Linked DNA regions of Mus musculus: region 2 is linked to region 1. A link is a contact called in ENCODE Hi-C or POLR2A ChIA-PET data. All regions are on one chromosome and are shown on one strand. Each heading gives the region's core, a stretch centred on a gene start or an enhancer-like site at or near the end of the contact. The rest is flanking DNA. Distances are from core to core; before and after follow the strand shown. Region 1 holds the start of 1810058I24Rik (RIKEN cDNA 1810058I24 gene). Region 2 holds the start of Fam180a (family with sequence similarity 180, member A).

Region 1 (4,440 bases), core at 1,722-4,221:
TTGTGCAAGGTCAGAGGACAGCTCGGGGCAGTCAGTTCTTTTCACCATGAGGATTCCGGGCGGGCTCTTGAGCTTGGTGGCAAGTGTCTTTATGCACTGAGCCATCTTACTGCACCAGCATTACCTTATTTTCTCATCAGTGCTTCCAGAAGTGCAGGGGACTAACTTTAGAGGTCAGAGGGCAGTGGGAAAGTGTGCGGGAGGGAGGGACACAGTGGTGGTGGCAGCGGTGGCAGCAGCAGTGGCACAGCTGACCAGAATTGATATACATCCTGCAGCAGAGGGTAATGGGTAGGAAGGCCTTGCTGATGCCTGGATTCAGGAGACATGGGGAGAAGATGTTATGTGTTCCTGTGCAAAACAAAGGGGAGAGAATCAGTTTTTAGACATCGATTTACAGAGTTTTGGCATTTCAAGGGCAGGCTCTCTATTTCTGACTAAGTTAAGATAGGACTTTAATTCATTTTCACTCAGTTAATCAGTATAACTGAAGTGTATGTTCTCTTCATAATGATCTATACTGTACAAGGTGTGAATTTAGCCTTTCCTAAATCCCACTTTCCCCACATTATTTTGAAAATGTTGGATCTTCTGAAGAACTGGGAGGAATGTACAATGGATGCCTCTCGTTTTTGTCCAATCAGTAGTTGTCTATAGTGCTTTCTCCGATATGTATTCTAGGTTTCCTCCTGCGTTTGTCACACCATTGATAACACCTCAATTGTTAAATGTGTATGTATGTGTAAGTGGAGATCAGAGGTTAGTTCACCTTAGATGTCACGCTTCAGATACTCTGCATCCTACTTTCTGAAACAGGGTCGCTCACTGGCTTGGAATCCACAGCTTTGGGCTAGGCTCGATGGCTAGCAAGCCTCAGAGATTTGTCAGTCTAGCTGCCCAGCACCGGAACTCAGGTCCTCATAGCCCTGGCTGTCCTGGAACTCACTTTGTAGACCAGGGTGGCCTCGAACTCAGAAATCCGCCTGCCTCTGCCTCCGGAGTGCTGGGATTAAAGGCGTGAGACACCACTGATCAATTGATCAATAATTAAGAAAATGCCTTGGGGCTGGATCTTAGAGGAGACACATTTTCTCAATTGAGACTCCTTTCTATCTGATAACTCTAGTTTGCACCAGACTGACATGAAACTAGCCAGTGCATTGTGTTATTATTATTTTTTAGGGGTAAAAGTGATTAAATAAAAAATTCAGAATGCCTCACCCCACTTTCTCTGCAGCTATTAAAGTACACTGGGTTATTTTTTCTCAATTTAAATACATTTTAGTATGCCAAACCTATTGACCTTTCCCTTGGTGGTGTGTGATCTTTATGTTTTATTCTATTTTTTTCCCCTCTAATCAGCTCTTTTGTCAGTTTAGCAGATGAGTTGGGAGGAGGGAGAGAAGTAATGAGGTGGATGGATGGAGAAACACAGAAATGGAGGGAAATTCTGAGAGAGGGCTTGACTAGGGATGGTGGAGGAGAAAGTTGGTTGGAGAAGAAAGGGAGACATAGCTAGAGGCAAGGACATCTGGGAGCTCAAAGAACTTGACTTTGATTGAGCTGGGAGAGAGAGAGAGAGAGAGAGAGAGAGAGAGAGAGAGAGAGAGAGAGAGAGAGAGAGAGAGAGATATTTTCCTCTTTTGAGGAGGGGAGAGGCAGCAGAATGAGATACAGGGGCCCAAAGGGCAAAGGAACAAAAGGTTCGGGTCTTGGTTAGGGTTTTACTTTTGTGAGGAGACACCATGACCAAGACAACTCTTAGAAATGACAACATTTAATTGGGGCTGGCTTACAGGTTCAGAGTTTCAGTCCATTGTCACCAAAGTGGAAGCATGGCAGTATCCAGGCAGGCATGGTGCTGGCAGAGCTGAGAGTTCTACATCTTCATCTGAAGGAAGCCAGAGAGCATCCTCAAGCTGCTAGGAGGAAGATTTCCAAGTCCATCCCCACAGTGACACATTTCCTCCAACAAGGCCACACCTTCTAATAGTGCCACTCCCTGGGACGAGCATATGTAAACCATCACAGTTCAGGTAACCAAAATGGCTGGATTATATAGGGAAAAGCCTCATCGGGAAAAGCAGCCCAGCCCCTGAACTGGTGAGTTTAGGGTAGAGGGCTGCATGTGCCAGCCACACCCTGTAACAGGCCGGGACTGAGGGATGCTGGCGAGGACCAGGAGGCCAGGTCCACTTTGATATGTTAAGTAGTCCTCTGCCATTGTCCCAGGGTTAACAGCCCCACTAGGCGCAGCTGATTTGTTTTTCTGTTATTTGAAGCCAGAGTACCCCTTAACTAGATAAAGGTCAATTCCAAAGACTGAGAGCAACATGAGAAGGGTGGTTTCGATGTGCTTGTGTATGTGGGTGACCAGCAGCGCGACCGGACAAGAGTGGATTCATCTTTGGCTCCTGCATGGTAGATGATTCGCGCTCCACTTGAGGAGGAAGTAAACTTCAGATAGGTTGCTGGTGGCTGCCAGCAATCGCTACTTGGATCCAGTCGTGCCAGACTCCGCAGACCTCTCTCCATCATCTATCACGTGGCTGAGGACTACCCTTAACTAGGCTGCATAGCACACTTGTGGGCTTTTGTGAAATGGAACCTTTTCCCCCTTTTCGTCTGAGAGTCGGCTGTGGTGGAGATTAGTGTGGACTTCATAAAGGCTCCCAGGAGAGTGAGTTGTTCACTTGGCATGGCACCCGCTACCTCACCCCCACCCTGGTTTAGTAGGTAACACAGCCACGTCTGACTGTATTAATACAATTGCCAGCGTCCTTGTCACCCGGAGGCTTTGGTTCAAAGAGGCCTAGGTTTGCACCTCGCCCTCTTGCTTCCCGAGATGGCCGTCAGAGGGCGCTGCGGCTCCGCGAGTCGCTTCCGGGAATGGAGAGGGCGGGGCAGGGCGGGGCGGGGCGTAAACCGGAACCTGGCAGCGGGTTCCGCCCTCGCGCCGGGGAGGAGTCCCGGAGCCGAGCTGGAGCTGGAGCACCTCTCACACCCTCCTCGCCCTCCCCACCGACATCATGCTCCAGTTCCTGGTGAGTGGGGCCTCGGAGGATCGGGCCTCGCGGTCGCCTCGTTCCCCCGGGGTCCCGGGTCGGCGGTGCACGGCTCTGCAGTTGGGGCTCGTCGCCCTCGGGTTTGCTCGCGCAGTTTTCCTCTGGCCTCCTCCTAAGTCCTTGGGTCTTTGCCTGGGTTTGTTTATATGTAGTCCTTCAAGTTCCGAAAACTTTGGGGTGTCAGTGATATGACTGCGTTTTCAAAAAACCACTTACTGTGAGCTCTTGGCGAAATCTTCGCGGTAAGTTGGGTCGGAGGAGTCATCAAGATGACTTGGCTCCTGTCCTCTCCACGCGACTTCCCGTAGACCCCCATCTATTATATACGGCTTATTTGAGGCCTCAGAGTGCCTTTCACACGCCGTGCATTAGTCAGCCACATCACGAGGTCGCAGCGAGAGATCCACAGTGCCCTCCCTCTTCAGACCTTTACAGATTGCCCGCTTTGAGGAGTGAGTCAGACTGCCCTGCGAGTAACTCTTGTAAAAACCTGCCCCTCCCCACACCCTTTCAAGTCTCCTTTTTGAGTTAACACGTTTTTCTGGCAAAAATCAAGTATTTCTAAAATTGCCTGTTGAGGATTCTAGGAAACTTGCCAGTCAAATTTTCAGATGAAAGTTTTCAAACACTTTCAGATGAAAGCGTTTCATCTTCGAATTCTAATAAAGCAGATATCTTCTTTCTTTCCCACGGTCAGTGGCTACCTGGTGCTCCGAGAATGAGTATTGTTTACATAAAACTGCCCTACAAAGACTCAGTTGCCTCTGGGGTTTCTCTAGTGTCCTAACTAGGCCTTAGTTTAGGAGGTAGGAGTAATTAGCAGTAATTTACTTGTTAGGAATCACTTTTAAAAGCAGCATCAGCCAGCTAGTGTAAGGTGATAGGATTGGCCCTTCCACTGCATTTGCTGTTCATTGATAAGCAGGGAGAACATTAAATCGATTACACTTAACCTTTTAAGTGCTTTGCTGAATGAGGCTACCTGGTGCGGGACTAGCGCTCTGTACTTAAACATGGGTTTTGATTGGAAAATTCAAAATTTTCAACATTTATGGAGAGATGCTGAAGCCGACCATTAGATGCTTAGCTAGGATGTAACTGATGTTCCTTCTCTTGCCCTGGGTCTGTCTCCTCTTCATTGCTTTTGTTGGGAAAAGTGGAATCAGATGTACAGAGATGGAATCAACTTTCCTCTTGTGGAACTTGGTCAAACACTGCTAGTTTCTGCAAATCTTGCTTTTTACATTAGCCGTTTCAACTGTTTTCTAAATGGTTAAGAGTTTAGACCCTATCTTTAATCTCAAGGTGTGTGTGTATGTGTGTGTGTTGGGGACGTGGGGTTGGGTGGGTGTTGGCCAGGTTATTTAAATTTTCT
Region 2 (4,472 bases), core at 842-3,341, 73 kb after region 1:
GATGGACACCACATCACTTGTTGCTTCCGAACACAGTCTCTGACCATACATCTAGCCCTTCGTACTTTGTCCCATAATGGCCTTTGGGTCATTTGTGTTGGCCTTGGGTCTTTAGAGCCCGTGTCCCTGCTGGAAAAACCTTCTCCCAAGAGCCTCAGATGTTGCTACCAAGCATGTGGAGAGACTCAGCTTTTCATTAAGGAATAATGCTTATATATATTTTTTAGAGTGGTAAGTAGCCACTAACGCTTATGTACATCATTTTCATAGCGTATTTTTGAATATCATCCTCAAATCATCCTTTGAGGGCATGTCTTGTGATTGCTAGGATGCTACTTGCTAACAACATCCAGAGAAGCTAGGAACCTGCCAGAGATCACGCAGGTGGCTTGTTAGAGAAAGCACTGCAGTCTCTGAGTCCTTGCAGGGGTGTTTACGAGCCTTCTTGAACGCCCAGTGCCCTCTTGGCTTCCTGACAGCTGGAGCCTTAAGAAGAGAACATGCCGTTGTCTCCTTTGGCAAATTAAGTTGTGCTCCTAGTGCGATGAACGTAAGTGACAGAATCCATTTCTAAGACCTCTCTGCTTTCCACCCCGAAGTGCTGCCCTTAAAGACAGCACAATGGCAGGTAGGCATGTGTGTGTGTGCATGCGTGTGTGTGTGTGTGTGTGTGTGTGTGTGTGAATGTGTGTGAAATGTCTGCATTGTGTGTTGTTTGCACCTCAGCAACACTTATGTCCCAGCCAGTCCCTAAGATCAGGCTTAAGCACAAGGAGGATTAATAAGGGCTTCGAGCCCCTCTCTTCCATTGCAAGTGCTTCTCCTCTGCCGCTCAGGCCTCCCTTTCCCTCCCTGACATAGTCCCTGAGAAGGAGGGGTTCATTCATGTCCCCATACCAATCCTCATGCCCTTAGGGGTCTCTATAAAGAGCGTCTGGATTGACTTGAGGGAACGCTGGATTTCTAGGTCTTTCTGGGGACGTGAACTCATTTGAATGTAGGCAGCGGGAAGATTTCTCCTCAGACTGGCATGGAGTGGATAACACCCCCCAGCTCTTCATTTCCTGATAGTAATAAACTAGCTGGCCTGATATGTCCCCGGTGACTGCCAAGTGCAGCCAGACCAGAGTAAAGATGCCACCTTTGTTCTCAGAAGCGGCATCTGAGAGAGAAGATATCAATCAGCATGAGAGTAAAGCTTTTGCACACACCGGTTTCTTTCCATGGAGGCTTGATGTGAATGACAGGGGCCAAGCACACTGGGTGGATGCCCTAAATGTTCTTTTTTTTTTCCCCTCTCACTCACCACCACACAGCTCTACCTGGCTGCCAAAATGCACACCCATAGCATCCTGGAGACCTCATTCTTAGCCAGTGTGGCCAAGAACTCTCTGCGTTAGTCCCAGTGGCCACCATTCCATCACACAGGCAGCTGAGTTTGATACCTTCTCTCGGGGGGTCTGTCCCAGCAGCAGCAGGCAGGGATCTGCAGAGAACCCTTACCCATCCTCCGAAACACCCAAGAGTTCTTTCTGGCTCACCAGCAGGAGCAACCCGATGGCTTCTCAACCTCCATCGGGCTCCCAAATTGGCTGCTTCGATGCTCTTCCACCGGGTATTTCCTATCACCTTTTACCAAGAGGGACCATAGAGCACTGGCAAAGTTGGCGTATGAAGCAGGCACGGGGCTTTTAATTCCTTCCTCCCTCTAACTCTACTCCACTGCCACAATTCTATTCAAGAAAGATGAATGAGCACCAGAGAAACACAAGAATTCAAAACAACTCACCCCTGCTCCACCTGCAGGACGCAGTGGCCTGGGTGCTGGAGAATACCAGCAGAATCGTCAGCGCCTTCCAGGACATCTTCCAGGAGGGAGACAAGCTGACCTTCTATTCCTGCGGGACCCCAGGGGCTGCAGGTGGACCCCTGCTCTTCTCAGCGAGAGGACAGAGTTCTTACTGCCCTTTCTTGTCTATAAGGAAAGCAAGGGCCTCTCCCTGGCTCCACAGGATGGAGGCGGATGCAGCCTCTTGGGTGGGACAGAAGTTGGTACCTCTCTTAACCTAACTCTCTCTGGGATTAGGGGACCAGGCTTCCACACAGAGGCTCTGTTTTTGAGCACATCTGGAGTGACTCACGGGGCATGTGATCTCTTTGGCAGTGGGCTGGATAAATATAATTTCTGTACTTGAGTTCCATGTGTTGGATGCGCCCACTGGAATTTTTCTTTAACAAACAGACCCGCGGAACTTGTTAGAGAGCCCGGCGAGAAGTTGGCTGTTTTCCCTGTCCACACATACTACTTCAGAGCCAGGACTGCGGGCTGGAGGAAGAGCTGGGAGGTTGCCTGGCAGACGGTGGGGCTGGTGGAGCTCAGAGTTGCCTGTAGGACAGCACAGTCATTGTGGTACTAGGGTGGGGTGTTCCTGCTATCGTTCCCTGGAGCTAGACTTGTGGGTCTTGGGGTCTGGCGCCTTTCCTAGCTTCTGGGTAGGTGGGGCATTGGTAGGTTGTGAGGAGCAGAGTGGGCAGGTGGCCTTGGAGAATAGGTATTGCTTTTGGGAACCTTGTGAGTCTATGCAGGAGGCTGGGAAGCTGAGCTCCTGTTCACATCCATGATCCATTGGGTGCTTTCCACAGAGTTTTTAAAGAGAAGAGGTCTAATTAGCATATTCTTCTTGAGGGTCAAGAGCATGACACTGGCTTCTTGCACAGTTCTGACTAAGATCTGATGGCAGAAGACACCTCAGTGGGAATGTTTGCAGGGAAGAGATTTCATGCTGATCTAGGAAGCCTTCGGGGGTCAGGTTTTCTCTGTTTGCAAAAACCTTTCAAGGTAACTAACCAGGGTCCCCAAAGAACTACATTAACCCCTTCCAGGGACAATGCCCCAATGAGCTAGTTACTTTGCACCAAGCCCTGCTCTCTATCGAGAGGGTTCTATATACTTTTTCACCCTATTATACTGGGGACCAAGCAGCTTGCAACCTGACCCTTGGGGCCACTGAACCTCTCTGTACTGTGCCCAGATCAGCGACCAAATCCTTTTATGTCTAGCAGAATGGCAGTATTTTCCCATCATCATTTAAAAAGTACTGGGAGACGGCTCAGTTGTTAAAGAGCTTGCTGTGTGAGCGTGATCCCCAGTACTCAGGAAGTAACCAGCACAGCAGCATCTGTTTGTAATCTCAGTCCTCAGCTGGGGAGGCAGAGACAGGAGGATCCCCAGGCCTGCCGACCGGACTCGCTACATGAATTGGTTAAATTTCAGGTTTGTACGGTGGAGCAGGATTAAGGAAGACACCTGACATCGCTCTCACATGCATGCACAGGCAATGCTCACTCGCTCCCCAGACATGTACAGGCATACACACATAGAAGCACAGTTGTAGGCATGCTATGTCTCTAATTATGTGCCCCCTTCCCTTACCTCTAGAGGAGACTATGAAAGCTTGGAGAACTTTGAAGAATCTCTTACTGTTACGGCTTTCTAGCCTGTGGAGACAGTGGTCAGGATAAGTGGACTACCAGAGTGGACACCATGCGGTCCCTTATACTTCCATTGGAGCTCCCTGCTAATCAGAGAAAGCCACTGATGTCACTAATATAGATAATGGCCCTCGGGTGTTTAGCATGTTTCAGGTTTAGTGTTAGACTCATCACCTGTGTTAACTGGTCAAAGTTTACAATGAGGAGGTCAGTATGGAGCAGTGCTCCCTGCAGACGTATGTGGTTACAAATTCTAGAAACCCCCTTAAAATAAAAGAAACAGGTGTAGTTACATCTCATTGTACTTAATTTACCATATTCGAAATATCATTTCTACAATCAGTAAGTGCTAACAAGACATATCACACACACACACACACACACACACACACACACACACACACACACACCATACAAAAGTCTTTGACGTCTTAAATGTGTCTCATATCACACTTTCTTCTTTTGGGAGTTGTTGCATTTAATGGTTGATAAAAGTCCTAAGAGGCAGGGGTGAAAGACTAATTCCATTAATGACTATTTTCACGGCTCATGCGTAGTTCTTGCCACCCCTCTTCACCCCTGAATATTCCGGGTCTGAGAAACCACACACGCAATGCACACAAATCGAAGCTTCTAACACTCACTGTAAGCAGGAAGTGGCCCCATTGTGTTACTACTTGTTTAGAAAATTGAAATTAAAGTTTAAAAGTAAAGGCCTCCAGTCTCAGATCACGACAAAACTTTTGTACACGTATAAACATCTTATAGACAATGCACAAGCGAGGACCACGGCTACTCCCCATTCAAAGGAGACCACATTTCCCACACAGTGCAGGTGGCTCAAAGAGCAATCTGCTTGCTAATTGAGTTCTACCTGGCTGTGCTGCTGTCTTCAGACACATCGCTGTTTCAGATATCAGTTTCAGGAACCTTTCGGTTCCAAATAATAAACAGTTTATTATTTTTCTTTGTTGAATTAG

The links. Hi-C counts contacts between places; a loop is a spot of excess contacts on that map. ChIA-PET counts read pairs that join two places held with the same protein, here RNA polymerase II (POLR2A).
Region 2: a map of gastrocnemius shows a loop between it and region 1 (7-fold over the local background). The contact joins the promoter of Fam180a here to the promoter of 1810058I24Rik in region 1. A Hi-C loop is called at or near these places in 1 of 37 maps with a recorded cell type or tissue (gastrocnemius). POLR2A ChIA-PET finds 5 or more read pairs at or near these places in 2 of 5 experiments (Patski and embryonic stem cell).

The regions. Positions count from the first base shown.
Region 1 is chr6:35,249,739-35,254,178 of GRCm38, forward strand. It overlaps 1810058I24Rik (RIKEN cDNA 1810058I24 gene), which reads left to right and starts at 2,972. Exons shown (of 3, transcript NM_001384235.1): 1 at 2,972-3,044. The coding sequence starts at 3,030.
Region 2 is chr6:35,324,050-35,328,521 of GRCm38, forward strand. Fam180a (family with sequence similarity 180, member A) reads right to left here and starts at 2,092. Exons shown (of 3, transcript NM_173375.2): 1 at 1,790-2,092. The coding sequence starts at 1,865.